5 separate regions of the Mus musculus genome follow, and all the other regions are linked to region 4. Evidence: chromatin loops called from intact Hi-C (ENCODE). Cell type or tissue: heart. All regions are shown on one strand. Each heading gives the region's core, and the rest is flanking DNA. Links, peaks and the distances in the headings are about the cores only.

Region 1 (6,253 bases), core at 746-5,745, 67 kb before region 4:
AATAAACGTGTTAAAGTGAAGTTATCGCTTACTATATTAGATGTTATATCTTCTGTTGCATTGGTCTTGGTCCATTCCTGTTGCTGCAATAAAATACGTCCCACTGAGTAATTTACAAACATCAGTGTTTCCTTTCTCATCGTTCTGATGATTGGGAATCATCAAAGCTCTAGCCGTCAGTAGCTGCTAAATGTCCATTCCTCCTGTGGGCATTTTCTACTCATCCATACATGGTGGAAGGATGTTGAGGGAACCCCCCCCCCCAAAAAAAAACCCAAAACATGACCAACAGCAACTTGGGAAAGAAAGGGTTTAGTTTATCTTACACCTTCACATCATAGTCCATCATTGAAGGAAGCCAGGGCAGGAACTCAGGGCAGGAACTGAAGTAGAATCCGTTGAAGAATACTGCTTATTGGCTTGCTAGTTGTGTTTTTCTTAGGCTGCTGCCTTATACAACCCAGGACTGGATGCTCATATACCTCCATTAATCAAAAATATGCTCCACGGGCTTTCCTGCAGGCCAGTCTAGTGCGAGCATCTTCTCAACTGAGGTTCTTTGCTTTCCCCACAAACTCTAGCTTGTGTCAGGTTGGGAAAACAACACAACAAAACCAACCGACAGACAAACAGACAAACAAACAAAACCAACGACTAACCAAGGCAGGGTAGCAGGTTGCTTTACATCTGGTTCACCATGATCAGACCCAGCTCCAGGAATAAGCCAAGGAAAAACTCTCCTGGAAAGAATGTATGTTAGCACCTGATGATGCCTGTGGCCAGGGCTTGCATTCTTAGCAGTACACAGGCCTGAAGGACCAGGCACTGCTTGGCTTGTCTGGGTCACTTTGGAGATGATCTATTGGGGGAATGATTCCATGCCAAAGATTCCATAAGCTCCCATAACAGTGCCACCAGACAGGGGCCAAGTATTCAAGCACACAAACCCATAGGGAATTTTCCACTTAAACCATAACTCCCATAAAGACCTAATTTTGAAATGTACAAGAAACATTTTTATTAACAAAATCATATATGCAGTATCTTGCTTATGTGTATCAACTCTACTAAAAGACCTTAACAGTTCACAGGATTATTATAATAACTATTGTCAATTATCAAAATGTTAACCATTTCCCCCAGAGGCTCTTACTGTTTTTATTCATTGCACTCACACCTCTTGCGCAGGCAATGTTCTGGACCTTATAGGTCTATTGTATCAACCTTATTATGTTGATACAGTAGAGGCCAAAGCACAGCTGCTCACCTACTTACCTCTCTATCTTCATCTCCTATTATTCTGCTATACTGGTGCCCTCGTTTCCCTCCAAAGGGGCAAATAGAGTCCTCCCTTGGCACATAGGTCTTGTTTAGAGTTCAATGCAGAGCTGTCTAAGTAACAGCACATTTATTTTCTCTTTCCTCTTATGATGGTTTGTATATGCTTGAGCCAGGGAGTGGAGGTGCGGCCTTGTTGGAGTAGGTGTGTCCCTGTGGGTCTAGGCTTTAAGATCCTAGTCCTAGCTGCCTGGAAGGGAGTATTCTGCTAGCATATACACCTCTATTTTCTCTGCCTTATAATTGTTTATGGCACTTAGCATCTGGCATCTCATGTATGAACCAATTTGGTCAGCATTGTCTTCTCTCAACACCTCTAGAAAGCTTTAGGAGAAGAAGACTGTGTGCCAAAGAATGAATATTTTAGGAAAAAAAAATCAGGACTCTTTCCTTTCTTCCTTCCACTAACGTTGCAATCCTACTGTAGGAAGACTACTATAGTGAGACGTCAGAGGCACAAAGAACTTATTAAATGGTCCTATAAATCTAAACCACAAAATTAAAAACATTTTTTTTTCAGGGCAGGTGAGGTCAAAGGCCTTGTAGATGCTGAATTCAGGTTAGAAGTCTTAAAAATAAGATCAAGATTTTGAAGCTGGCACACACAACCTCTTAGTCAAGTGCTCAGTGCAGCAGGGTATCAAGCTATCTCGTCACTTAGCTGACTATTGAAGACTTTTGAGATGCACTGAGTCTAACACAAGTGGGAGGAGGGGTGGACACTGGTGCACACCAATTTAGTTTCCACAAACCAGTCATTAGTGCCTATGACATCTTCAGGTGCATGCAGCTCGGGACATTTTCCTCTCGTGGGTAGTCGTTGGGGACTGCAGTGGAGACAGAGAAAGCAGGCCTAAAGAAGTGACGTTCACAATCTATATTTGACTTGTTCTATATTTGCATTGCTGCTGGGGAAAGGTCCAGTGGAAAATGCGTGCTGTTCTAAATATATCCTCTCTATACCTGCTAGATTTGGATTGAAGCCTTAGGGGGCGGGGCACTGCTCAAGAGATCACCTCCAGAGAAGCATTTGGACTGGATTGTGTATCAGGTGTACCTACTGCAGACTGAGAAGGCTTGGGATCCAGTGGAAGGGTGACTTGGGTGTCACTCTGATGCTATTTCCTTCCTTATTCTGGGGCTCTGAGAGTGGCAGCTCAGAACACTGTCATAAACGCTGGGACATATCTTCCAGCTCTAAGGTAGTTGAGACTCAGCCTGCTGCGTTTGTTTGTTTGTTTTTAACGTCAGGTTCCCTGTTTATGAGATCATTTCGCTGGCGCTCTACTTCGGGCATTTCAGTGTTTTGTTTTCTTTCTATTGGGTGTATGAGGTGGGGGTGGGTGTTATTATAGCTTCCCAGGAAAGAGAGTATTTCATTCAGCATGCTTAACTGAGTTAAGCGCAGGCGTTCATAAATATTTATGAATGAGTGTATGCTAGGGTGAGTGACTTAACGGGTGAATGGACGAGATGCTTTAGAGTCCGTTGAGGGCTGTGAGGATCCGCTGTGGCTAATTTACCTCCGTAAGGGAGTTTACTTTCTCTTTTTTTCTGTACAGTCTGTTCAGGTTTCCACCTCGGCTTAAGGGTGAAGGAAGCAGAGCAAGAGCTCACTGGTCTCTGAAACTCACCTCTGCTGGGCGGGAACGCGCCCGGGAGGTGGGAGGGGGGAAAAGGGGCGGGCCGCTAAAGCAGTAGGGCGGGGCCACAGCTCAGAGGCGCGGTCAGAGGTTCTAAGAAGGCGGAGCTGTATGCCGGAGGGCGGGGCCAAGGGTGTGAGTCAGAGGGCGGGGTAACAGGAGATTCCGGGAGGGAGGAGCCGCAGGCCAGACTGCGGAAGAGTCTTAGGAGGGCGGGGCCAAAACGGCTGCCGTATGGATGAGGCCGCAAGGTAGAAGGGCGTGGCCTCCAGGGAGGTCCCGTGGGAGGGACTGCAAGTGCTAGCTAGTGGGGCTCGGGACCCACGCGGGAGGGTGGGATAGCAAGAACGCTAGGAGGGCGGAGTTTCATGCGGTGGGGCGGGGTCCTAGCACCGAAGGGCGGGGCCTCGGGTGCGCGCGGGTTGGGCGGGCCTGGCGCGGCTCCCGGGCACAATGGCCTGAGCGGCCCGCAGAGCGTGAGATCCACCCTGTTCGGGCCGCCCGGCTCACCGAGCCCTCTCTCTCACGGCGCGCCGGCGTCGGGCCATGTACTCGGGGAACCGTAGTGGCGACCAGGGCTACTGGGAGGACGGGGCGGGCGCCGAGGGCGCAGCACCGGCGGGCACGCGGAGCCCCGCGCCTCTCTTCAGCCCCACCGCGTACGAGCGCCTGGCGCTGCTACTCGGCTGCCTCGCGCTGCTGGGCGTCGGCGGCAACCTGCTGGTGCTGCTTCTCTACTCCAAGTTCCCGAGACTGCGCACGCCCACCCACCTCTTCCTGGTCAACCTGAGCCTGGGCGACCTGCTGGTATCCCTGTTCGGAGTCACCTTCACCTTCGCGTCGTGCCTGCGGAACGGCTGGGTGTGGGACGCCGTGGGCTGCGCGTGGGACGGGTTTAGCGGCAGCCTCTTTGGTGAGTCGCCCGGGACGCGTTCTCCTTGCCTCTCAACTTTCCCCCGGGTACATCAGCTCTGGGCCTCCGTCCTCCCCGGGATCGTCCCTGATAGCCAGTCATCACCCACAACTCCCTCTCTCTCCTCGAGAACCTCCCTTAGATACCCAACCCTCGCCTCCCTTCTCCCTTTCATCTGGTCTTCATCCCCAACTCTGTTTCCCTCCTTGCCTGGATTTACACACCCTTCTTCCCAGCCAGTCACCAACCCCAGCCCCTCCTGCCTCTGTAGCACTTTCCAAAGTCTCCCTGCCGCTGGCCATCTTATTTCCCCTCATCTATTTTTACTTCCTACTGTAGCTCTCAACAGGGCAGCTCACAGTGGACTTTACAGAGGGAGAAAGAAATGAGGCCCTGTAGAGTCAAGAGATGCAAGAAAAAAGTCAACTCCTGAACAGTGGAGGCGAGAACAAGGAGAGATTTAATTCACAAATTTAGTATTTGTTCCTCAGAATGACATGTAGAATCCTAAATAACGCAGTATTTTACCCCCTTTCACTCGTTAGCAATTATAAACAGTTGAATGCTTCCTAGGGGATGAGACTTTTTTTTTTTTTTAATTTCCTGTACATAGGTTCTGTCACACCAGAGGTTACAAATGGCGCAAAGGAGTCCAACTCATAATTAGCAGGGCAGCCAGTACATTTAATTGAAGTAGAACTTGTTGCTTTCTTGAAGATTTATATTGAGAATTGACAGGTTGAAGGTTGACTGATCCAGTATTCTAAGCCTGGGAAAAACGTGTGTGTGTGTGTGTCCCCTAGGGATTTTGTTTGTATAACGATTTAAAATAGAAATGGATATTTCTTAAGGCTTAAAGTCCCTTTCACAAACCTTAAAAACACATTGATAATTTACTATTGACTTGATCTTGCCAGATCTTAGAGAAAAACGTCTCTGTAATATCCTTGACAATTGTTATTTGCCAACTTACATGTGGCAAACCCAAATCTCACGGTGTTTGTCATCATTTCCTTTTTAAAGTTTTAAAACAAAATTTAGGAGTCATGATGGTTTTTCACTGATTGACAATTCTGATGCTTTCCCCTAATAAACATTGATCTAAGGATTTCTTTACATAACAATATTGAACCTAGAGGAAGGTCTGTAAGAGGATGCGAGTAGTAATATGGGTTGACTATATGATTATTCTCTCTGTTACCTTAAAAATGTTTTTCGGGGTGGGGGGGCATTTAGGCGGATTGATCTTTAAAAAAGGTGATGTGTCAGGACAGCTTGCAGAAAAGCCCTGGGGGTAGCGACAGGTGTTTGTTTGAAGACATTAAAGTCCTTTCTTTCTGTGAAGTACTTTTCTGTGCTGTGGTGTTCAGTGTCTCCATCTGAAACCGAATAAAAAGGAATGGGTTGAGTTTTCTTATGTCTGCAGCACCCACCCTGGCTCTCCCTGGCTTGCTCTGCCAATCCTATCTTCCAGAATCCTCTCTGCCCTTTCTTCCCCTTCTGAATTCCTGCTGGGGTCTGTCAGCACCAGGAGAGATTTTTTTTTTTAAAGACTACAAGAAACATTCGCCCTGGTTTTACCCGAGGGTTCCTTTATTCAGGGCATCCAGTCTTTCTTTGAATCATGTCATTTATTCCCATCCTAAAATCTGATGTAGATCTTCTGGGGTTAGAGGCTTGAAAATAAGTTACTTCCTGGAGACAAGTGTAGAGTGAGGTGACTTCAGACCGCACAGCATTCTTAGCAAGTAATTTCTTTGCCCAGAATATGCTCTTGAGTAGGGTAAAGGATGGAGATGGAGAAGACTCTTCCCTTTTCTGTTCCTAAACCAGGACTAATCAATTCTGAGTACTGAAGGAGAGGGCAATTTTAACTGCTGGAAGTTGCTAGCTGCTTGCTTCAGGCTTTGGTGATGCTGATGGTACTGGTCTGACGGTACAAGGGTGGGTCTTATGGCTACCCCATTGTCTGGGCTTTCCCAAGCCATTCATTCTCGAAGGCTGCCAGTTTCCCCATCTTTGTTATCTACTATTGAGCTTTCTGTGGTTAATGTCATCTATCCCATTTGCTTTGTATTTCTGAAGGGTATTGTGTTCTGTATGTACCCTTGGTGCTTATAACCCCCTCCCCTCTTACTACCACCTCAGCCTTGTTCTATGCCTGGAGGAAGTGCATGCATGTTTATACTTTAGATATCCTCATAGGTTTTCTCTCCCGCTTTGTACTCTGCTAGAAGCGAGAGTAAGCAGTTCACAAATTCTTGCATATATATATGCACAAGGGGACCAGGCAATTGCTTCATTTTGGGCTCTGCTCCTGGCATCTCGGAGAAGGCTAAAAATAAGAGGAATCCCTGAT
Region 2 (6,253 bases), core at 798-5,797, 300 kb before region 4:
TACTTCCTGTTCTCACTCTTCTTTCTTCATGAAGATGAAAATAAGATCAGCCAGCTCCCTGCTTCATGCTGCCCTGCCTGCTGCCGCATCATAGACCCCGTGATAGACTCTATCCCTCTAGAACTATGAAACAAACGTTCTCAAGACAGAAAAGTGATGGGCACAGTCCTTGCCCTCTCTGATGGACCAGATCTAGGAAGCTTCTCCTCTTTCAAGCATCCTTGGCATATGCCAGACTCCTTGTCCAGACACATCTTGCTGCTATTCTCTGATCCAGTGACTATTGTCCACGATATGACTCTGAACTCAATGAGCAGACTGGAGTTCTTCACACCCTCATAACTGTCTGTGGCCAGCTCTGTCTGATCCTCTCGAGGCCAACTTTCCCCAACTTCCCTGCTTTTCCTGGGATCCCAGCTTCTAACATTGTGCTGTCATACTGTGACTACAAGGATCTGAGTTGAGGAAGTTTTGTCTCAACGACCCTCACTGTTGGAGCTTCCTCTCACGTCAAAACTTCCTTGGCTGGTGATTGTGTGATGGCTTGAGACCTTCTGTTGGGCTTGGCATCGTTCCTTTCTACGAACCTCAAAACATAAAGCAAAAGTAACCATTGTTGAATATGGCTCAGAGCCTATGATGGAAAGAGCTAGAGCAAGCTTTTGTGTCATGTGCCTGTCTCCGTGTGCAGAGATAGATTCTGCTCCTTACACTGGAGGTGTCTTCAGACACACCAGAAGTGGGTGTTGGATCTCATTAGGGATGGTTGTGAGCCACCATGTGGTTGGTGTAATTTGAACTCAGAATGCAGTCAGTGCTCTTAACTGCTGGAGCCATCTCTCCAACCCTCTCACAGCTGTTCTTAACAATTCTCTGACCCTTTCTTCTGACCTCACAGGTCCCAGGGTATGTATATGGTACACACATATATAAACAAAGTAACCCTAAACAACAACAATAGCAACAAAATAACAACCAACCATTCATTCAGTAAACCCTTCCCTCCCTTCTTGTGAGGGCACCCACTCAGGTAACCGAACCTAACTGGCAATTTGCACTTTAGGAATTGTTATCACTTTGCATTTAGGCTTATGATTCTTAGTTTTTAGCTGAGTAATTCCTTCATTTGTAAGCCATGTGTTTTAAAGCTAATCCCATGATTCCCTCTAACCATATGGTCAGTCTTCTCATCTAGGTTCTTCTCATCGGATCTTTATTTTGTAGCTGCTGAGGGTCATGTTTTATTTATTTATTTTATGTATATGAGTACACTGTGAATGTACAGATGGTTGTGAGTCTTCATGTGGTTGCTGGGAATTGAACTCAGGGCTTCTGCTTGCTCCAGCCCTGCTCGCTCTGGCCCAAAGTTTTATTTATTATTATATGTAAGTACACTGTAGCTGTCTTCAGACACACCAGAAGAGGATGTCAGATCTTACTATGGATGGTTGTGAGCCACCATGTGGTTGCTGGGATTTGAACTCAGGACCTTCAGAAGAACAATCAGTGCTCTTAACTGCTGAGCCATCTCTGCAGCCTGAGGGTTTCTAAGTAGACTCTCCCAGCACTGATTTATATAAAACAAATGGTTATCCATTCAGTATTCTCAAAGCATGCTTACACATGAGTGTTTGAAGCATCCATAATATACTTGGGTAACAGAAGATTGTATCCAGGTCCTGATATTTTCTGAAACACACAAGCAGTTGTCAGTGTGCATTTAAACGTTCGGATTCACTGGGTCTGTGAGTCTATTTCAGTGCCATACTAATACCAAGGAAACCCCCTTAAGGTCGAGTAGCAGGCCGGGCAGTGGTGGTGCACGCCTTTAATCCCAGCACTTGGGAGGCAGAGGCAGGTGGATTCCTGAGTTCGAGGCCAGCCTGGTCTACAGAGTGAGTTCCAGGATAGCCAGGGCTATACAGAGAAACCCTGTCCCAAAAAACAAAAAACAAAACAAAAACAAACAAACAAAAAAGCATTCAGTTGTGATCTTGTTATCACAAAATGGCCTCGGAACCTGAACTTCCTCCGAACCAGAACCTCCTCTTCCTTCTTTGTGCCTAAACTATGTATGGAAGGTTTCTATAGGTATTGCTTTGTTTTGTTTCTAAATTAAACTTATTTGTTATTTTCATTTTACAACTCCGTATCATCTCTTCCTCTCCTTCCAGCACCCCCTCACTCAAGTCCCCCCCACCCCCATGCCACCTTCCCCTTCTCTCTTAAGGGGAAACCCCCTTCTGGGTGTTACCCGCCCACTCCTCACTCCCCGTATTCTTTTCTTTCAATGGTGGGACAAACCAGTGGCGCTTGTATCCAAAACTGCCTTGAGGTTATAGCTGGACTCACAGAAGTCAGACCTGGGTTATACCATACCCAGGCTGGGGCAGAAATTCCAAATTTGTACATATTAGACATCTGGGCAAATAATTCTTAGTGGTGGAATGTATAGTATAGTATCCCTGGACTGTCCTTAATGTGGGGCACACAGGCTACACCCCTATAGTGAAACCAAAACTGTCTCCCAACACTGTCAAGCATGCTCTATGGGAAGAGTCGGGGCTTCTGAGAAGTACTGGTCTAGAGTCCACTCAAGACTACAAGTTTAGTCAGCAAGCTGGCAGCATCAGCATCACCTCAGACTCTGGCAGGATGTTGAATAACTCTACTCTCCTTCTTAGAGCCGCTTCCAAAACCCCCAGTTTCTCCAGATTCTCAGATGGTTTGTTTGCCCTCTAGGGTTGGCAGTTCCCAGAGTCTTTTGAGAAAGAATTAGCAGAATGGTTTGTCACTGTGTATCCCATCTGTCACTGTGTATCCCATCCATCTGGAGTTCAGATCTAAGTATGGAACACACACCTTCAGCTTGTTGCCCTGGGGAGAGCAAGGGTTTGGGCATCAGATGGCCCCAGGTCCAAAAGGGTCTTTGCTGAAAGTCTAATTGATTATTTAATCTATGTAATTTTATTCATATATATAGTTTTGGGGTTTTTTTTGGGGGGGACTGTTTGTTTTTTGAGACAGGGTTTCTCTGTGTAGCCCTGGCTGTCCTGGAACTCACTCTGTAGACCAGGCTGGCCTCGAACTCAGAAATCCGTCTGCCTCTGCCTCCCAAGTGCTGGGATTAAAGGCGTGTGCCAGCACTGCCTGGCTATTCATATACTAATAAAAATTTCTACCTAGGTTTCAAAACAGAGAAACCTTATGAGCAGACTACATGAAATCTGCACCCCTTGATTCAAAGTTGCCCAGTCAGTTGTATTGTCTTCCCAAGTGGTAAGAGTGTCCCTGATAGAACTCCTTCTGCCAGCCAGTTCAGAACTTGCCAGCTCAGAACCAAGAAGTACCACTAGAGGGCGGTAGCGACCATCTTTAGGTTTAGGAGAGCCAGTTTGAGGCCACTGAACCCTCAATTGCAAAAATTGTTGAGTATATATAAATGCCATAAAAATTATCTCTACCCAAGTGGAATACGACATATAAATGTTGAAGGTGCTGGCTAGTTTAACTTGACACAATCTAAAATCAGAGAGGAAAGAGCCTTAACTGAGAAAATTCCTCGAAAAGATGGGGCTATGGACAGCTCTGTAGGGTATTTTTAGTTAGTGAACCCATTAAGGGTGTGCCACCCTTGACCTGGAGGTCATGAGTTCTATAAGCTGACTGAGCAAGCCACAAGAGGCAAGCTGGTGAGCAGCACCCCTCAATGGCTTTGACAGCAGCTCCTGCCTCCAGGTTCCAGCCCTGACTTCCTTCAGTGATGAACAGTAATGTGGACATATAAGCCAAAAAATAGCCTTTCCTCCTCAACTTGCTTTTTGTCACTCTATGGTGTTTCACCACAGCAAATAGTAACCCTATGTAAAACAGGGAGAAGCAGAAGAGTAAATAATCTCCTTAGGAAAGCCTGTGGGTTATCAGAGGAACTGAGGAGCAAAGGAAACGAGGGTAAGGGTGAGAGCAGAGACTCTCTGGCTGCTGAAATAAGGACTTTTTCCAAATATGGATGTGATTTTATCCTTATAGGATGCCTTTGCCTAAAGATGAGCAGTTATAAACGTGAATTCTTCCCCAAACGCCTAGCAAGGCGTGTACAACCGCCAGCTGATGAAGCGCTAAAAGAGAATGGAATGTCTCTTGAGTTCGCAGCAGGCGCCGGCCTGTAATCTTTTAGGAAATGCTAAGGCAGGAGTATCTGGAACTTCCAGACTTGGGCTACATAGTGAGCTCTACCTAGGTCAATTGGAACAACTTAGTGAGTCCCTGTCTTAAAAAGAGAGCTGGAATTCAGTAGATCTTTCCTATTCTGTGCTATCACATAGGTCTTCCTTTCTTGTAAAAAACATACAGGAACTGACTATGTAGCTCTGGCTGGGCTGGCCTGGAACTCACTCTATAGCCCAAACTAGTCTTAAACTCACAAAGATCTACTTTCTGAGTGCTGAAGATTAAAGCCATGTATCACTATGACAGGCATTAATACATTCAAGGGACTCTGAATCAAAAAATGAATGAGCCAGGTATGGTGGCACATAACTTTAATTCCAGCACGGTGGCAGTGCAGGCAGAGGCAGTCAGATCTCTATGAACTGGAGGCCAGCCTGTCTACATAGTGAATTACAGGACAGCTAGGGCTATGTAGAGAGGTCCTGTTTTATAAAATATGATGATGATGATTCTCTGATTTTGTAAAGACATGTTAATTTCATTTGTGAGATGTAAACGTGAACACATGGAAAAAGCGACGCTGAATGCCGTCTGTTGATTTTGTAATACTTCAGAGTAAGTAGTCCAATTGTCCCCACTTTACAGATGACCAGGAAGGGACAGAACGCCTCCCTGGAAACTAGTCCTTTTCCATCCCGGAGCTTTCTCTGAAACCTCTCACTTCTGTGTCCCTCTTGGGAAGATTACGTTGTCATAGGGAACAGTGAAACCGTCTTTTGACACAGCCTAATTAAGAGAAACCTCTCAGTTGTAGCAGCACAGAAATTCCAGCATATATAGAGGCTGAAGCAGCATAATAGTGAATGCCAGGATAGCTTGAGCGTTAAGGCCTCTCTCTCTCTCTCCTCTCTTTCTCTCTTTCTCTCTCTCTCTCTCTCTCTCTCTCTCTCTCTCTCCACACACACACACACAGAATCACACTTCTCACTTTTAGTCATTTAAGAACATGACATTTATTAAAATCATCTTAGAGATGAAAAGGAAAGGCTTATACTATACAACAACAGAAACGCAGTCCCTGAAAGGTCCCACCCCATGACCGCTGCCCTCCAAAGGTCCACTGTAAACAGTAAAGTCACCACAGAATTCTTCAGGAAGTTCAGGTCTCAGCCCCACTTCTCCTGGCAATTCCTTCTCCTCTTCATCTTGAATGCCTGGGTGTAGGGGAACAACAAGAGAAACAGCTACAAGGGAAAGAGACGAGGGTCTAAGGACCACAGCAGTGACATCTGGGTCATGCTGAGCAAATAATGTAATTTTTGCTCATTCTTGGTTGGTTCATACAAGCCCAGTCAGCACTCAGGGGTCTAAGGCAGTGGTGGCACCAGGGAAGGGCTTAAGGCCTCTGGACTCTGGAAAACCTGTCTCAAAAGACAAAATGGTATACCTTTTAATCACAAACATGCATTCTTGAGCTGTACAACCTTATTGTTATGTATTTTCAAAAATAATGTTAATTCTAACAGTACCTTAAGGAAGCCCAAGCAAGGATCAACTTCAAGTCCGAAAGCATGAATTTCAGAGCCCTGGACCACTCCTCCTCCGTGTTCAGATGGGTCCTGATGGAGCAGCACTCCCCACTGTCCCAGACATCCTCCATCAGCCCTTCCTTCACATGGATCCTGTAGGGCAGGCAGGGGCATCTCTCATCCCTCTCAATCTCCTCCACAAACTGCTGAAGACAGTCCAGGAAGGCCTTCATCCCACAGTCAAACTTGTTATTCAAGAAGACGCTGTGGCTCCCATCAGAGAATAAGGGCAGCACGCCATCACCAGTCAAGGACTTGAGATAGGAATGGTCCCCAAAGGGAACCAGTTGATATCTCTGGAATTGCAGTCCAGCTATCTTGGACAAGCTGAAGAGCAGTAAGACTGTCTGTCCCCAGGCAGAACTGATCTCAGTCCAGCCCACCCGGACCCCGGGGAGACAGCCCAGCCTAAAATTGTTGATAACGCCCAAGGGACCCTCATCTGAAATGGTAAATGTGGCGTTGAAGATATTGGTCTGTCTTAAGCGGTACTG
Region 3 (6,253 bases), core at 492-5,491, 240 kb before region 4:
GAATGTAAAAAGGGAATTTATAGGGTCTCTAAATAATATGGGTATATTTTCAAAAACAATTTTGAGGTAAAATGGTCAAATGCTAAGTAAGGTCTAAGGCCATAAAATCCTCCTAATTCCATGGCCACTGTAGCAGCTAACAACTGGATCTGAGTATTCCTCCTCCACTCCGGATGCTCCCCGTTTCCTAGGTAACTGGCTCCAACTTATCATGGTGAAGAATACAGGCTCCTGGAATGAGGCAGGTCCAGCTTGAGTCACATTTTACTCACATCCGATAATAGCCTTAGACCATAACAACACCTATTTTGCCTGGCTTTGGCTTTTCTTTTGCAAAAGAGCCAATAATAATAAGAAGAAGAGCTGTTTCTCAGCTTTGCCTTGAAAACCCCATGAGGGAGCCAAGCATGGTTCTGAATAAAAGTTGATTCTTTTCCTTTTTCTCTTTCCAAATCTTACTCAAAAAAAAAAAAAAAAAAAAAAAAGAAAGTCATACAAGGATTTGGTTAACTGAAAACTTTGAAGAAGTTAGTGTGGCCCCTTTGTGTTTCTGGCTCTGCATAGTGACTACCCAAAGGCACCGAGTATAGAGCTGAAACACTGGTCCCTTTACACTCCATCTGTGTCACCTGTAAAACTGGGATCAAATGTGCAACAACACCAGAGGACACACATGAGCATTAAATAAGTGTGAAATTTGTACGACACATTTGGAACATACAAGGTGTGCCCTGTGTGTCATAATTCAGGACAGACACAGTAAAGCTTATTACATAGAAAGGCAGACAAATGGGGTGGGGGTGGGGTAGGTGCCAGTATTCCAGTCCTCGGAAAGACAGCTTTGCCATATGCTTTCTCAAAAATATATTTTTGGTGCCAGCCACATTAATTTTCAGAAGTGTCACTTGGTGTTAAGATGTTATATAGTGATTTTATTTTCACAGTAGAAAAAAAGGAGGCTATTGAAATCATCTTCACAGTAAAAGGTAAGAAGCAACTCTTATTGCTCTGGAACCTTATATTTTACAGTGTTTGTATAATACTCATATCGATAATGTTTAGGTTAGTTTTACTGAAAAACACTCTTACAAGTAGCTATCTTAGTCAAACGTCTAAGCTCTGAAAAACGCCATGAATGTTTTATTTATTTATTTATTTATTTATTTATTTATTTATTTATTTATTTTTGAGATGGTGCAGTGGCTAATGCTGATTTTCATCTCAATACAATCACCTCAGATGCTAGGCTCTGAACACATCTGTAAGGGATTGTCTAGACTAGCTTAACTGAGATGGGAAGATGGACCTAAATTATTCGTGGTGCCATTCTGTGGCCTGGGATCACGGTCAGAATGAAAAGGTAATAGTGAGTTGAACACAGAATTCATTTCTGCTTCCTGCCATGGATCCAGTGTGTTAGCATGTTTGGTTTATACAGTGCTGGGGATCAAACCCAAGGTCTTATGCATGCTAAAGCAAGCACTCTAGCCACCGAACTACACCCCCAGCCCATCTGTGACTATTTTAGATGCAGGCTATTGACAAATTTAAATGTCTATCCATTCATTCTGTCAACATGGCCAACAGGCAGATAATTAAAATATAAAATATGTCAAATTATTGTATGTATCTTGGAGAAACATAAGCCAGAGAGTGGAAGATTTGAGCGACTCAAGGTAGGATTAGGATCTTCCAATTTAAAATGGCTTAGCAGGGTTAAAAGAAAGGAACCCATTGTTAAGGAAGGGCCCAAAACAAGGAAAGGACACTACATGCCAAATGGGCAACTGATCGGAGAGTATCCCCAAAGGAAGGAATGGAATCTGCAGAGGCCAGGCAGTGAAAGTGTACCTGGGAGGGTCCCAGGATGGCAGAGGCCAGCACGGCTACAGCGCTACTGGAAGTTAGCGGAAGTCGGAATCGGGACTGGGTGTTTCTTGGTTCAGTTTGGGACTCCTTCTCCAAAGAACTGAAGGCAAGGGTTCATACAGTTTTGCAAAACCAAGGTGGTAATTTTGCTTGGAGCAAAGAGATAATGCAGATTAAGGAGAGAGACACCATCAAGTTGGCAGCTGTGAGGATACTCAAGGGCCTGGCTATTTCTTGCTCCTTGTAGATGTCTCTGTAACATTTCTATTTATAAAGCATGTCTTTCTCTTTATTTGTAGTTATTTTCATGATGGCTAAAGGTCTGTAAATATATGCATCTGTTTCTAAACCCTTCTGCTCCTCTGATCATCTGTTCTTTAAAATCCACACTTTATTTATTATTTTTTTTTATGAGTTCTTGTCCTGCCTATGGACAGGACAAGATTTTATCCTTTTCTTATTTTTAAAATTACATGTATGTATGCACTTATTTGTGTCTATTTGAGGATGCCTGTGGAAGTCATCTCTCTCTTGCTACCATGTGGGTTCCTAGGATCAAACTCAGGTTGTCGGGCTTGGCAGTGAGCGCCTTTCCCTGTTCACCCAGCTCACTAGTCCTCTTCTCCCGTTGAAGGGCTGAACAGATAGGGAATGTAAGTTCACAGACACATTTTAGAATAACGTTCTGTGGTTTCCCTGGAAGAAGACTTAAAAGTTTAAATGTTATTGTTTTCTACTTGGGTGAATTTAGCTTACTTTGGAGAATTTGACATCTTTGTAAAATTAAATCAACCCATTTAAAATCATGTGCATATGGGACCATCAGAGCCCTTTATACTTAAAAATCCCCCCAGCAGCTGGGTGTGGTGGTGCACGCCTTTAATCCTAGCACTCGGGAGGCAGAGGCAGAGGCAGAGGCAGGCGGATTTCTGAGTTTGAGGACAGCCTGGTCTACAAAGTGAGTTCCAGGACAGCCAGGGCTACACAGAGAAACCTTGTCTCAAAGAGCCCCCCCCCCCCCAAAAAAAAAATCCCCACAGCAGACTGGGCTTGCCAGGTTAGATCAGCTTTGATCATTTATTGCTTTGCCTCTGTAGTTATCTTGTCTTTAAAATGATCCTAGTTGGTTAATGCTGATGTAGGAGAATGCTATATTTTCAAGTGGACATTTTATACAGAAACTTGTGGGAAAAGATGTTTACAGTTTATTTGTGAAAGCTCTTTATACATTAAGAATGCCCACTGTTTGTTTATCGTGGTTATTTTTCCCAGTTTAGAATTTTGTCCTTTGTATTCTTTAACTTTTTAAGCCTTAAACTGACCAAGGAGTCGATTCTGTTGATAATAATCTGTGATTTCCTTCCATTCATACATTTTGCATATTTGGAAAACTGTACCGTTTAGTTTTGCTCTCTTCTGCCCTTGCGGTGTTCTTTCCCCAGATATAGAATGCCAGGCCTGGCAGAGTTGTGTTTTCACTCCTGATCCACTAGGGGCCAACACCCCATCGAAAGATTCTGCCCTGCTGTCCTGAAACCTGTATTTTTCTCTCTGAAGAAGAGAGAGGAAACAGGCTAAAGAAACATAGCAGAACACAATCAGTTTCCATTCCACGGGTCAGAAATGAGTGAAATTAGATGTCACAAGAGTCTAAACAAAACCCAAAAGGTACTTGTGAAGACAAGAAGTCACATAAGGAGTCAAAGATGTTTTGAAATGGACAAAAAGAAAAAAGAAAACAAAGAAAAAAAGATACAAAATATAAATAAGATGACTTAAAGTTTTGTTAAAATGTAACTTAAAAGGAAAAACAACTACAGAACAAAGGGGAGCCAGTTTCTACTTGAAATCCACACTATGCCTTAGGGAATAAGGAGAAGGCACAAGAAGCAAAACAGCTTTTCTTCCTTTCCCTTTTCTCTGTTAGGCCAGGGGTGGGGCTAATCTGCTCCCACAGCCTGTAGGATTCTTGCATAATTTATCAAGGAGAAAACAAATTCCAAACCCCAAGCAACACAAAACAAGAGGAGGTGGCATCAATTCAGTGAGCTCTGTAGACAAGGATGCTCCCGAGGGACTGAGCTAGCCCCCAGCAGGCAACAGAAGGTGATGTCTCTCTGAATCCTATTAATGTTCTCAAGATGATATTTATCACATCAAAGGAGACAACTGATAGATGGAGTGAGGGGATCATCGGGAAGGGGGAAGGGAGAGAGAAGTGTGTGTGTGTGTGTGGAAACTTGATCAGACCAATTGACAGGGCTACAATTCTCTTATGTGTGAAAATTAAAACATCAGCCCCCCCCCCCCTTACATATATAGATGGCTTCTTATATTTAGGTCTGGTGTGAAGGGATCAAATAGCCCACATGCAAACTGCTATAAAAAGCAAGTACTTTGGTTACAAAGGTGCCTATACCAGCTTGGGACTTGGCTTCTGAATACCCTTCTTAAGTAGGGCAAGTACGTCATATCAAATATGAGGACTCATTCCATAAAAGGAATTTATTTTTACATCAATTAAAATAAACGTATGGGCTGGGGAATGCAGATCAGTTAAGCAGAGTGCCTTCCCAGTGAGCATGAAGTCCTGGGCTTAATCTCCAGCACAACACAGATAACAACTGGAGGCTTACACCTAGAATCCTAGCACTCAGGAGGTAGAGGCAGGAGGATCAGAGCTTCAAGGTCACCAGGTATTTAGGAAGTGAAAGGAAGCCTAAGCTAGAGACCCTGACTCTAAAATAACAAACAAATAAATGATAATTTGCACATAAGATTAATAGACTTTTAAATTTACTATTTCATAATTTTGTATATGCAAACAACACATCTTGATCATATATACCCTAACTCCTCTTTCCTACTAACCCAGACACCCTCTCTCTTCTCACCTCTCCATAAAGGAATAATTTTTAAAACTAAAATAAAATGTGTTGTGAATATGGCCAATTGAAAAGAAAACACTTTCAAATTAATCCCTCTTTTTTGCCGGTTTTGATTTAGTACCTTCCATGACTGAGAAGAAAGAATGAAAGAAGAAAGAATGCATTTAAAATACTCAGCCACATTATAAATTTCTTCATAAGACTAATTTACTTAATTCTCGAGTAAACTTTATCTTTAAAAAAATACTTATTTTTATTTCATGTGCATCAGTGTCTGAATGTGTGTCTGTGTGAGGGTGTTGGATTTTCTGGAACTGCAGTTACAGACAGTTGTGAGCAGCCATGTGGGTGCTGGGAATTGAACATGGGTCCTCTGGAAGAGCAGCCAGTGTTCTTAACTAAGCCATCTCCCTAGATCCCATAAACTTGTCTTTGTGGGTAATAAATGCACAGGGAGAAAGCACAGGAAGGTGGTTTTCTTCTTTTTAAGAAGCAGGTTGGGGCAGGAAGATCACTGGGAGCTTGAAAGAAGTCTCCGCTTCTGATTGGGCTCTGGGATAGCCTCAGTTTGGACTACCAAATGAGTTCCAGACTTGCCTTCACTGTGGGTTACTCAGTGAGACCCTCAAGGGCGTGTGCGTTGTGTGTGTGTGTGTGTGTGTGTGTGTGTGTGTGTGTGTGTAACATAAAGTCTTCCATTAAATGAACAACCAGAGATGACTTATCTCTTCTCTTATTGACAGGCATTTGTTTCATTTTCAGTTATTGCTGATTACAAAACCCAACACAAAAACCAGAAACACCAATCAGTTCTGTAGATCTATGTGTCTTATTAGGAATGTCATTTCAGGACAGATACCTAAAGAGAAATTGACAGATCAAAAGATATCATCTTCATTAGAGTATCTTTTTCTTTTTTTTTTTTTTTTTTAGAATTAATTTTTTTATTAGGTATTTTCCTCATTTACATTTTCAATGCTATCCAAAAAGTCCCCAATACACTCCCCCCCCCATTCATTAGAGCTTCTATTTCTGTAATGAAACCTAATAACCAAAAAACAATATGGGGAGGAAAGGGTTTATTTCACGTACACTTCCATTAACAGGCAGTCAGGAAGGGAAGTCCGGGCAAGAACTCCAACCAGGCAAGAACCTGGAGGCAGTTGCTGATGTAGAGGCAGGCCATGGAGAGGTGCTGCTTACTGGCTTGCTTCCCATAGCTTGTTCAGCCTGCTCCTTACAGAATGCAGGACAAACAGCCCAAGGGTGGTACCACATACAATGGGGCTGCGCCCTCTCCCACCAATCACTAGTTAAGAAAATGCTCTACAGTCTTGCCTACAGCTCCATTTTATGAAGGTGTTTTCTCAATTGAGGTTCCTTCCTCTCAGATAACTCTTGCTTGTATAAAGCTGACATAAAACTAGCTGACATAAAACAGGTATGGATTTTTTTTTTCAAGACAGGGTTTCTCTGTAGTCCTGGCTGTCCTGGAA
Region 4 (6,253 bases), core at 690-5,689:
CAGCCCTGGAAACATTGAAGCAATAGGACTGTGAGTTTACAGCCAGCCTGGGTTACATGGTATTTCAATGAAATAAAAATCACAAGAAGAAAGAAAAAGAAATTTTTCTGGAATATTTTATGTGTCTTAGGAGATTGTTGAAAGATATGAATCTACACATATAAAATCCATCATGCAAAATTTCAAAAAGTTAAATTAGGGGTAGGAACTGGATATGTGCTTGAAACAGAAATGAAACCAATGAAAAATAAAATGATAACTCTAATTGGATGAGTAATAACTGAAACTTGTAGAGGTACCAATGTTCAAAGGAATTTAAGATAAAAAACAGCAATATCAATAGACATCCTTGGATCCTGGAGACCCTCAGCAGGTAAGTGTTCTCGTCAATAGTCCTGAAAGCTTCATATTCTGCATCCCCGTACTGCAAGGAGAGAACCAGTTCCCACAAAGTGTCCTCTATCTGTGTACTGTGGCAGAAAACCCCAAACCAAAATCACAACAAAAAGAGTAAATCATTTTTTAAATTCATGAAACAGAATACTATTAAGTCTATAAAAAAGATCATAGCTACTTTTTATTTAAGACCATTTCCAGCACTGAATTAAATTATAGCAGTAGGCTTTAAAATGACTTTTTGTTTGTTTGTTTTGAGACAGGGTCTCATTTTGTAGCCCTGGTTCTCCTGGAGCTGACCATGTAGACCTGCACTAGTCTTTAATGCACAGAAATCTACGTGCCTGTGCCTCTCTGGTGTGCAGACTAAGGTGGTGCACCATCACACCAGGACTGAAATGAAGTTGTAAAGCAATTGTTTGCCTGTTAGTGACTGAAGCAACAAACAAGGGTGGACGGGGAAGGACACTTTTGAAGAAAATAAGCGCCTCTGGGAAGGGGCGGGAGAACGTGGCACTCAAGTTTAGAAATGAATCTTCTATTTCGTTAAGAGTACAGACAAAGCAAATGGTAAGTGTTTGTGTTGCTTTGTGGTAGGAGAGTAGAGAATGGAAACAAAGGACTCATGATTACTTATAAACTAAGCAGAAGACAGGCCTTAGGTCTCAGAAACTCAGAGAAATGGCTGAGCTGTCATTAACATATCAAAGCAATATCTGGGGCTCCTCCCAGCACTTTTCAACCCTTTCCCTCCTCTAAACTTCTGAGAGCTGGGCTTCCACCTGCACAGCTCTTTTCCCTATGTAAGTCAGCCATTTTGGCTACATCATTCTCTTAGCCTATTTATTGGCTTGATTACCTGTCTTGTCTTTGTCAGTAGCTCCTTTCTTGCCCCCATCCCATCCCCTGCCCCCTTTCCTCCCATGGCCTGGTTTCCTCTGCCTGCCTTGTTCAGCTTGGCCTCTTTCCTCTCTCTGCTTTCTCCCTTGTATCTACCATAAAAATCCTCTCCTTACTTTAGGAGTAGTCATGTCCTCCTCCTTTCATTTCAGTTGTTTTTTTCATTCAGCTGGAACCCAGGAGATCCCCCTACACACACACTCACACACACACACACACACACACACACACACACACACTCACACACACTCACACTCAAACACTCACACACACTCACACACACACTCACACACACACTCAAACACTCACACACACACTCACACACGCACTCACACACGCACACACACACTCACATACACTCAAACACTCACACACTCACACACACGCACTCACACACGCACACACACTCACTCACACACACTCACACACACACACTCACACATGCACACAAACACTCACACGCACACTCACACACACACACATATTCACACACACACTCACACACACCCACACACACTCACATACACACATACTCACCACACTCTTGTGGCTGCTCTTTAATGGCAAAAGTGTAACATTTCGGGCAGAAGATACACTGCTTTATATGATTGTACTTTATCTTACTGCTTTGTCTTTTTCCCCTTAACCTAACTTTTAAAGAAAATTTGGTTCTACCTTTCACCAACTACTCTAAAAATTTCTCAGCCATTAGTTGAGAGAGGGAAGAACTAGATACTGAGGTCTGAAAACCCACCGGTACTGGTTTAATTGATTTAGCTCAGCTATTAGTCTTATTCTTACTTATTTTATTTCATTTGTGTTATTTTGAGACAGGGTGGCCTGTATCCCACACTGGCTTCAGACTCCCTGTGTAGCCAAGGATGGCCTTGAACTACTATTCTTCCTACCTGCACTTCTCAAGTGTGAAGATTGCAGGTCAACAGTGCATTTGTGTCAGGCTCACTATGAAGCCAAGGTTATTCTTGAATTCAACTCCTCCCTACCGTGGCATCTAGAGTGCTGAGGCTATAAATTGAAGCCTCTCATTTCCTGAAGAACTTCCTCTTTAACTGTCTTCTGATTCTGCATTAGAAAATTAAAAGAAGAGACACAATTTTTTTTATCAGTTACTCTTTTTCCATTGGCATCATTTAAGCAATGTTTTCCCTAGCCTGTAACCACAAAGAAAATCAGAGATGAAAAATCCCAAGGAATGTGGACACATTATAAATGTTATCAGAGGACATGTTAAAAGACAGAGGAAAAGGCTGGAGAGATGACCCAGTGGTAAAGAGCAGTGACTGCTCTCCCAGGTGTCCTGAGTTCAATTCTCAGCAACCACAGGGTGGCTCACAACCATCACAATAAGAGGGATCTGATGCCCTCTTCTGGTGAGTCTGAAGTCTGCTACAATGTACTCATAGACATAAAATAAATCTTTTAAAAAAATGACAGGAAAATTGACTCCAAAATGACAACTAGGAGCATTGTGGGATAATTGATTACTACTTCCTTGTTTAAAATTTGAGGCACTTTCTAGGAAGATAAGTATTTGAGACACGGATTCATACAGCTGCACGTCATGGGTGGTTGCAGGATAAATATTAACTTGATAACATGTTCTTTCTAGGCTGTCTCACGGACCTAGTACTACAGGCATCTTCAGCCAGTTTCCTGCCTCCTAGCAGCCACATTTGAAGTATTGTCGGAAGATCTGACCTCCCGCCTCTTGTCTTTTCCCATGATTCCTTCCGCACTAGTTTCCCGTGAACCCGAGGACTTCAAACAGCCATACTACAGGCCCAGGGAAGGCAACCCGCCCCATTAGTTATTATTGGCCAGTCATGGTTAGTCCCGTCCTACATGCTCAGGAAGAGGCGTTTGATTGGTTACGAGCGTGGCCGGAATCTGACGTATTAGGGGGCGTGGCTCAGGCTCAGCTTTCCACCCCCGTACAGCAGCACCATGTACCGCGCACTCCGTCTCCTCGCGCGCTCGCGTCGCCTCCTGCGGGTTCCGTCCGCCGGTGCTGCAGTGTCTGGGGAAGCGACCACCCTCCCGCGGTGTGCTCCGAACGTCGCGCGAATGGTGAGCGGGCATCTCGGGACCCGGCCTCCCCGGGGTGACCTTCACGTCAGAGTGTCCCGGGTGTCCCCGCGGGCCGCGCCTGGGCTCGGCGCCGGCCAGCACGCTCACCATCCGCCCCGGACGCGGCCTCCAGCCGAGTGTGTTGGGGCTGCGGGCAGCGCTGAGGGACGCGCTCCTTCCTGCTGGGGAGCCTGAGTGTCAGGGCAGACCTGCCCAATGCCTGAGCTTGCAGAGGCCTTCGGTCCAGGACACCTTCTCTGGGAAAGAGCGTGCACGGAGGCAGAGGGTGGGGGATGCCGGGGTGCAGGAGTAGCCCGAGGAAAGGGGAAGCCCCTTCCTTGTCCAGATCGCAAGCCCTGCTGGCTGGACACAGACAGGATGCTCCCCTAGGCTAGGGTCTGGCTTCTTGGTCCACCAGGGTGCTCTTTCCTGCTTTCAGGCCCTCGAAGTGGATGAAGCCAGTGTGTCTTCTGAACGGAAAGGCTTTGCTTCTTACTAACTTGACTATTTAGCTTGTGAGGTTACATGTGTTCTCTCTCACAACTGGGTGTAAAACTCCGAAATCCATAAATGTGGACCTAGGAACATAAGTACTCGGAAGCATGCCTGAGCAGATTGGATAGGACCGAACAATTGCCCTAACCAAGATTTTGTATTCAGAAAGACAGCTAAAGGAACTTAAGGGGCCAGGTCCAAGGTATGGCATGCTTCGTTAAGCCCCTGTACTGTTTAGAGTTCTTTAGAAAACGAAAAATGCGAGTGTGTATGTACTGTTAGGAAAAGTTTGAGAAATGAATAGTTAGGAAGACCACTCCGAAGTGTAGCATGTCTTCTGTAGTGTGGGGTGTGATTTCAAGTCCTACTGCTGCGTTCAGGCTTTGTCCAGTTTCTACATGTAAAGCTGAGATAATTACAGAGGCTCAGCAAGATAGAACTTGGGGAAAACACTGTGCTTCTTAATTAGACCTCCTTTAGTGTCCTTAAAAGGGCCAAGACGTTCTCTCAACTTCTAGACGCTTGAATGACAACTCTGTACCGTCTTGGGGCTTGGGAGATGACACCAGTGAAGAATCCATCAGGTGGTTCACACCCACCTGTAACATCAGCTTTAGGGGACCTGTAACACACTCTTAATAACCTCGACATATGCGTGTGTGCAAACATACATACACACACACACATATGCACCCATGCACACACAGACACACACTAACATAAATCTTGGAAAGAAGCTATGAAGTCCAGGTTGCTTAAAGTTCCTGGAACTTTGCTCTGGTGATTTTAATGCATTCTAAAATCTCTTTTAAAAAGACTGGGTTTCTTTTTGTTTTAAAGCTTGTTTAGGGGAACAGGAAAATGGAATGAATCTATCATGGCAAATATGAAAATAGCAGTTTCTTGCTTAGGGTTATAGTGTCAGAAAATAGGATCAGTATACTTTTCTTTTTCCATGGTTCCAAGGACATTTCTTGCCCTTTAGCCCCCTTGTAATTTCCAGCAAGCCTGCTGATTTTGTTAAAAGTTGTTCTCTAGTATTGAGAAATTCACATGACCCTGGAAGCCCTGTTATTTAAAAGGACACTTAAGAGTTCACCTGAAGTGCGTCATGTGGAGGTATGACGCATTGTTGACGACTTCTCTGCTTGGGGCCATGTAAATATGATGGTTCATTTATGCTTAGAATGCAGAGGCTGTTGGCAAAGATTACACAAAGGGCTGTCGAGATGGTTCTGAGGGTCAGAGTCTCTGCTCTACAACGTAGGGAAGGAAGGTTTGATTCACAATTCCCGGGTGCAGTACTACATGGCAGGGCCGGCATGACAGCAGGAGCTTGAGGTAACTGGACACACTGAGTGTGAACACACTGGGTACACAGTCAGGAAGCAGAGAGAGCATCACTGACACTCAGATTGCTTTATAACTTAAAAAAATTTTTTTTTTAGTTTTTAAATTAAAAATATAGCTATAATTTCCCCTTCCCTTGCCTTCCTCCCATGTACCAATCCCCTTGCTCTATGTCAAAATCATGTCTTTTTCTTAATGGTTAGTGTGTGTGCATATGAGTGTGTGTTAGTTAATTTTCTGTTGTGATAAAACACCATGACCAAGGCAACTTATAGAAGGAAGGGCTTAATTTAGAAGCAGAGAGAGCAAACTCAAAATGTTAATAGCCTTTAGGCTCTCCAGTGACATACTTTGTCAGCAGGGCCACACTTCCTCAGCCTTCCTAAACAGGACCATTATCTGGGTACCAAGCATCCATATGCCTGAGACTATGGGAGACATCTTGTTCAAAGGACCACAGTATATAAATGCCTGTCTGTACAAGTGACACAGTGGAGTGTTGCTCATGTACGTATGATTTCAGGACTGAGCACTTGGCAGTGGATATCCACTGCAGCACACATAGGATGCTGCCACTTACACAGTGGTGGTCCACACAGCTTAGATGTCTTCTTTATTCTGATCTAGATGAGCCATCCTGGGCAGGCCCAGAGGCTTGTTTACTTGGTGATCAATCCTGTTCAGGTGACAGTATTAGTCATAACACCTGAGGTTAAAGGTAGGAAATAGAATTTTGGAAGAGTTTGTTATACGCTGAGATGGTATAGTATTTGCTTTTGTTTTACGCTGGATATGCTTTTAAAGATAGACAGGATGCTTTTGACGTGTCTGCCAAGGTTGTGATTTTAGCTACCGTTTACCTTTCTGCAGCTTAATTATAAAATGTGGGTATGAAAGTCCTAGATTCACCTCCATCTCTTCTGTTCTAGGTTAGTGGTGCTGTGGCGTGGACCCACAGTTTCCAGTGTGCTGGGCAAGAGCTCAGCCATTAAGGTTCCTCTCCAAGGAATTAAATTCCATTGGG
Region 5 (6,033 bases), core at 1-5,000, 250 kb before region 4:
TGGGGCTGACCCAAAAACAGAAAGCATACCATTCTAGCTCTCAAACCAAGTGATATACACTGCAAACTCACCTATCTGTAGGTTCCCCTTTGGCTAGCTTTTCAGCACAAGCAATAGCCCCTTTGTGAAGCCAACAGTAGGTATCCACAGCCACTGCCTGTCCTTTGTACTTCTTCACGTTGACAGGTTCAGAAGCTTCTTGGATGAACTGAAGTAACCCTTGAATCCCCATCGTGCCAAGTTAACTACATGAAGGAAAAAGGGAGGAGAGCAACATGAAACCAAGGCTGATTTACCAAAAAGCTTTAGAAATTCAGTGTGGAGTCTAGCACCGACAGTAACATTTAGCTAATGATTGGCCTTCTCTCGGGCAACTTCTGTAGCTCAGAACTTCATTAATCACCAACACTCACCTGAACACCACTGGGGAGTTCCTTCGTGGTTATTTGTTTCCAAAAATGCTTCCATACTTACAATCCTAACGTGGGCTCTTATCTCTCTTAACACTTGGACTCAGACATTAAAACTGAGTCTCTCCTTTCATAAAAAGAGGACTATGAGCCTATAACACTGCATGCTATGGTATCATATTCACCCCTATATTAAAGGGGCGCATCCAAAGTTCAGTGTAGAAACTCCAAAGTTTGGAGAAGGACAGACATTTCAACTGAAAAGCATGTCAGCAATCCCACACTACCAGAATGGTTTATTCCAAGCAATACCCTGGTAATTAGCCATGGTGGCATCTAGGGGAAATTTCATCAGATTCATTGAAGGCTATACCAAAGACACATGAAGCCGTGTTTGATGTGCAAAACAGCTTCAAGAAACAAACAGTTATAATTTCCATTCCCTTCTAGGTCCTTACATGGAAGTCCTGGAGATGGCAGCCCCTTCAAAGCAACTAACACCCCCCCCCACCCCACCCCCGCCTTCCTACTCCAACTCCAGCAGCTGCTTGCCACTTCCCAATACAGTATTACCATCTAAGATCAGGTATTTGTATTAGGGAGTGTGTGCATGTAATGAGTGTGTGGGTACATCCATGCAGAGCCCAGAGCAAGGCATTGGGTGTCTTCCTCTATTGCTACCTGTCTATCACCTTGAGGCAGGGTGTTACGGAACCAACTAGGCCCAATGAGGTCTTGGGATCTGCCACCTCTGCCTCCCAATCTCTGCAGTTACCAGCAGGCTCAGGCACAGGGGGTTTTAATGGGGAGGGGGCTGGGGGGAGGATTCTAACTTAGGTCCTCATGGTTGCAAGAGCAAAGGCTATTACCCTCTGCAACTATTCTTTCTGTGTATGATGCATGCGTGATGGAGTTTGAATCGGAGGATGTGAAAGGCAGTCCACCTTGTTTGTTTGAGCTGCGTCCACCAGGCTAGTTAGGTCTTAGGCTGAGCTCTCTGGGATTTTCCACTCTTACCTTCCCCTCTCTCAGCAGTGAGGTCACAGGGACAGGCACCTGATTCAACAGACCTAAGATCATGTTCTTAAAGACTATGGGATAAGCCAGAGGTGCCCTGTTGACACCACAGGAAAGTGGCCATGCCCTTAGCTAGCAGCCCTGACACTTGAGAGATTCATTTACCTTTAAGGTCATGCCCATTAACTATGAATCCCTAAAGGGGGGCATGAACCCGTAATTTTAAACATCAGCCAATTTGGGTGCAGGTGGGTCTGTGTAAAACGAGTCCACTACGTTTAAAAGACAACGTCTCTAAAACATGATTTCGTGCATGCTGGGGGGGGGGGGGGTTGGGGTGGGGGAGGGACATAATTACATTTCGTGAAATTTCCTTAAGTTTCTTTCTTCTAGGCCAACTAAATCTCGAATAAATATTTCCTCTTTAGTATAGAAGTGACTGAGTGCCATGTGGCGCATCAACACCAGAAGGTCGCCGGTGGTACCCGAGGTAACAGCAGCAGCGGCTTCACCTTAGTCCCGTCTCCCGAACGAACAGGCATAGCACACAAGTCCATTCCAGGCGCCGTGGCTCCTCAAACCTGCACAGGAGAGAGCATATACAAAGGGAATTCATCGCTAGGTACGAGTGTTGGTAAGGACACACGTCAGCCCGCCTCTGCGGAAAGCGGGAGACCCGGAGGCCGAGGCAGTCGCCTGCAGGCGCTCCACGCTCCCGCTCACTTCCCGGAGATCCGGGTTTCGCGCCGAGGGGCAGAAGGCACGTGGATCAGAGTCATGGGGACCCCACTTTCCTCCACACGGCCCGCTGCTCCAGTGACCGCCCGGCCGCCCGCATAGGGGCTCGCTCGCTCACCTGGGGTTCAGAACGGCGGCGAGCGGCTGCTGCAAGCGCAGCCATGGACCTTTCGATTTGCGCGGGATCGGGAAGCCCCGCCCAGCGGACATGACGTCCCTGGGCGTCCTGAGCCGCAGCCTCCACCTCCCGCTTTCTATGACCCGACTTTCCTCTTAGCCGAGTCCTGAGCCCTTCCTTGCAAGGTAGGAAGTCCGCCGCCAATGGCCAATGCCATCTCGAACTCGGCGACGCTAGAAGCGAAAAGTCGGCTTGTTTGTGAGAGAAGTGGGGTGGTGGTAAGGGAGGGGGCAAGAGAAACTCTAGGCCCGGAAGTTGCGCTCTCGCCGGTGCTGCTGGGAGTTGTAGTTCTCCCTTGACCAAGCCACTGGATCCAGGTACATGCGTGCTAAAGAACTCCCAACTTGGAGTCAAACATATTTTGTTATTTTAAACCCGGAAAAGGAGCCCAGTTCATAGTTGCTTAATTCCAGGCCAACACCACAGTCTTTCGTCTCCGAAACATCCTCACCTCTATGCAAATTGAAGTTTTGTACAAAGCTTTCATGTTGCTATAGTTTGATTATAGTCTGCGCTTACCCACTTTATTCATTATATGGCTTTATCCCTGATACGAGTTGGGAAAATGTTATCCTTATAACTAAGAAACAAAATGGCCCAATGGTTCAAGTTATTAAACCCTGTATATTGTTGGTTGTATTGGGTCACATTTCCTAGTGTTATCAAGGAAAGAAAACCCCTCTAGTTTCTCTTCTTAATGGACTTTTAAAAACTTACTAATTTTAGAAGTCACACAGCCGGACTGTACATAATTTAGTCTCTTACTGTCTTTGCCCCAGCAGACTCCTCTGACTGAAGCTATCTAAGTGTGAAATTGAAAGACTCCGAGAGGAGCCCCTCGCTCAGGCCTCAGGACAATAGCGGACACCCAAGAACTCATGAGAGACCAAGCTTGATGCAAACCACATGAGGCTTTATTCGGGGAAAGCTAGAGCTCTGGGGACGACTCACATCCCACGCAGGAGTAGAGGAGTCGACCCTGAGGGGAAAGGGGTCTCAGTTTTTATAGGCCCTGGGGGGAAGGAGAAGGGGGGAGTAGGGGATTTCCAGATCTAAACAATGTCTATTCTCAAGAAATGGGTATGGGAGGGGTACAAGGAAAGAGTCTGGTGCAGGTGTAGCAACTCCGGATTGGCTGGGCTGTGGTTGCTGGGGAGATTTTCTGACTCTCCCAGCAACCAATATCACAAACACCTGGCAGTGAGGTGCAGCAGTGGGCACACACATGGGTTCAAGGAATGGTCAAAACATTGGCAGACACACAGGTTCAAGGAGTGGCCAGAGCATTGTGCACCTCTATTTTTTCTAAATCAGTGAAGCTAGTTCTGCTAACAGTGACATCAATCTTGCCAATTTCAGGGCTTCTGTGACCTTTTACATTCTGTCAGGATCTTTTAAAATAAGAATCTTCCCTGCCCATGTCTGTAAAAAAAAAAGCTTTTCTCTCTCTTGCCCTCCATGTAAAGATACCATGTGTGATCCTCTCTGCTCTCTGGGTTCACCTTTAATATCCTAACAATTCAGTGACAAATTAGTTATTCTCCAGGAAAGGAACTCAAAAGATGCACGATGGTATTATCTGTTGTGTTACCTTTCTTTAAACTTACAGAACCCCAAACATCCATTAATATATAAGTACTAATTAACACAGAGTACCTGGTGCACTGGTAAGGCGGACTACTACCCCAGTGATATGTTCCCCCAGCAAATCCCTAGATCATATTCGTGACTGCAGCCCCAAGGAGGCTGGGCTTTGTTGGGGAGCTACACCATCATTGGTTTTCAAGTAAATCTTTTTCTTTGCCCAAACAAATTGACTTTAAGTCATTAGACTTTCTGAAAGAATGTGGATTTACAGTTATAGAAAATGCCCAGATCTGGCTAATGTCCTCTTTTCTTTGTTATATTGTGGTAAAACACACACACACACAATATATCTTTCTATCTATCTGAATGAAAAATTTTAAATGTATATTTAAAATATGCATATTTTATAGCTCATAGAAGCAGAAGGATAATCATTTAATATATTAAGAAGCCTGCATGTGCCAGGCAATGGTGGCTCATGCCTTTAATCTCAGCACTTGGGAAGCAGAGGCAGGTGGATTCCTGAGTTCGAGGCCAGCTTGGTCTACAGTGTGAGATCCAGGACAGCCAGGGCTACATAGAGAAACCCTGTCTCAAACCAAAACCAAACAAACAAAAACAAAAAGCCTGAATGTATTTGCATGAAAAAGGAAAAAAAATCAGAGTTAAGAATGGAGATATTGGGCCTGAGAGATGGCTGAACAGTTTATAGCTGGCTGCTTTTCCAGAGTACCTGGGTTCAATTCTCAGAATCCACATGGTGACTCACAACTGTTTATAACTTCAGTTCCCAGGGGGTCTGATGCCTCTTCTAGTCCACTAGATACCAGACATCTATGAGGTTTATAGACATACTTGTGCTGGACATGCTGGGGCTGGAGAAATGTCTCAGTAGTTAAGGAGGACCTGAATTTGATTCCAGCACCAATAATGGATGGCTCACAACCACCAATAACTCCAACTCCGGGGGATCTGACTCATTTGGCCACTCTGGACACTCACACACACTCCCACTCTCTCACACAAACACACACACTTAAAAATAGTATAATTTATTTTATAAAGCCGGATATCCAAAGACAGGTTTGGAACGCTAGCACCAAGGAGACTGAGCAGCAGCAACAGCAGCAGGAGGAGGAGTTTGAAGTCATCTTGAGCTGCATAGTGAGACCTCGTGCAGAAAAGAGGCCTTGACAACCTAATGGAAGAGGATGGACAGAGAATCCAAAGAGGGATCTGCAAAATAAATGGAAATAAGGGATAAATGCACATCTATTTCCCAGTAGCAACTTAGGTCAACTTCTTAGCATTCATAGAGATAAAATGTAAGAGGAGATGGTGGTAATATTTATACCATTCATATAGTGAAAATAGTTTTACCAAAAAAACATCTTGGATTTGGAGGGAGCACGAAAAGGCACTCTCCTAAGTGCTGGTGGTTTGAATAATCCTTTCCTGCAGGACAATCTGGCAGTGCATACAAAGACCGTAAAAGAGAAAAGATGATAAAACGCTTTAATTCTGCAAGTAGTCTTCAAGGAATGTATCCTAAGAAGATTGATGTTTTAGAGGATAAAAATATAAGTGTGTCCATCATTTACAATAAAAACAAACACAGGTATCCAACAGCAGGTGGAAAGTTAAGTCAGTCTGGCCCACCCACAATGAAAGAATATAAAATATGACATTAATGCAGAAGAATGCTCAGGAAGTCATGATAGAGAAGAAGCACCACATATTTCATTTCCATGAACTGTACAGGCAAACTTAACAAAACAAGCACACACTCACACATTAAAAACAGAGAAAATGGGCTGGAGAGATGGCTCAGTGGTTAAGAGCACTGAGTGCTCTTCCAGAAGTTCTGAGTTCAATTCCCAGCAATCACATGGTAGCTTACAACCACCTGTAATGAGGTTGGATGCCCTCTTCTGGTGTGTCTGAAGATAGCTACAGTGTACACATATACACTAAATAAATAAACAATTAAAAATAAAACAAAACGACAAAAAAACAGATAAAATAAGGAGTTAATAGTTGATATTTCTAAATAGTAGGATGGCAGATTTTTTATTCCTTTTCTATACATTTCTGTTTTCAATT

Evidence for each region. Peaks named below come from ENCODE experiments on the same cell type or tissue, not always from the same donor. Only the 100,000 strongest peaks of a DNase experiment are listed, where the experiment ranks them.
Region 1: it touches region 4 in a loop (7-fold over the local background); 17 of 42 quality-filtered maps call a loop at or near these places.
Region 2: it touches region 4 in a loop (7-fold over the local background); 16 of 42 quality-filtered maps call a loop at or near these places.
Region 3: a loop joins it to region 4, with 4 times the contacts of the local background. A loop is called at or near these places in 7 of 42 quality-filtered maps.
Region 5: it touches region 4 in a loop (5-fold over the local background); 20 of 42 quality-filtered maps call a loop at or near these places.

Annotation. Positions count from the first base shown.
Region 1 is chr1:175,689,811-175,696,063 of GRCm38, reverse strand. Opn3 (opsin 3) reads left to right here and starts at 3,432. Exons shown (of 4, transcript NM_010098.3): 1 at 3,432-3,894. The coding sequence starts at 3,528. Gm39707 (a long non-coding RNA gene) reads right to left here and starts at 3,018. Exons shown (of 3, transcript XR_865748.2): 1 at 2,973-3,018; 2 at 33-83. In heart, for the core only: no CTCF peak of the experiment used is centred there; DNase peaks (open chromatin) are centred at 2,433 and 3,253; H3K4me3 peaks cover 3,455 bases; H3K27ac peaks cover 2,544 bases.
Region 2 is chr1:175,921,135-175,927,387 of GRCm38, reverse strand. Becn2 (beclin 2) reads right to left here. Exons shown (of 2, transcript NM_001290692.1): 1 at 5,700-6,253; 2 at 5,163-5,591. The coding sequence ends at 5,567. Among named protein-coding and RNA genes, the nearest start is that of Becn2, 3.9 kb to the right of the region's middle. In heart, for the core only: a CTCF peak has its summit at 3,355 (motif pointing right); no DNase peak of the experiment used is centred there.
Region 3 is chr1:175,864,861-175,871,113 of GRCm38, reverse strand. No RefSeq gene overlaps it. Among named protein-coding and RNA genes, the nearest start is that of Gm36360, 13 kb to the left of the region's middle. In heart, for the core only: a CTCF peak has its summit at 3,344; no DNase peak of the experiment used is centred there.
Region 4 is chr1:175,622,582-175,628,834 of GRCm38, reverse strand. Fh1 (fumarate hydratase 1) reads left to right here and starts at 3,200. Exons shown (of 10, transcript NM_010209.2): 1 at 3,200-3,384. The coding sequence starts at 3,262. In heart, for the core only: a CTCF peak has its summit at 2,694 (motif pointing left); a DNase peak (open chromatin) is centred at 3,174; H3K4me3 peaks cover 1,909 bases; H3K27ac peaks cover 1,597 bases.
Region 5 is chr1:175,877,107-175,883,139 of GRCm38, reverse strand. Exo1 (exonuclease 1) reads right to left here and starts at 2,362. Exons shown (of 15, transcript NM_012012.4): 1 at 2,284-2,362; 2 at 1,940-2,008; 3 at 72-245. The coding sequence starts at 232. Gm36360 (a long non-coding RNA gene) reads left to right here and starts at 2,385. Exons shown (of 3, transcript XR_373723.2): 1 at 2,385-2,468. In heart, for the core only: no CTCF peak of the experiment used is centred there; a DNase peak (open chromatin) is centred at 2,379; H3K4me3 peaks cover 2,030 bases; H3K27ac peaks cover 1,114 bases.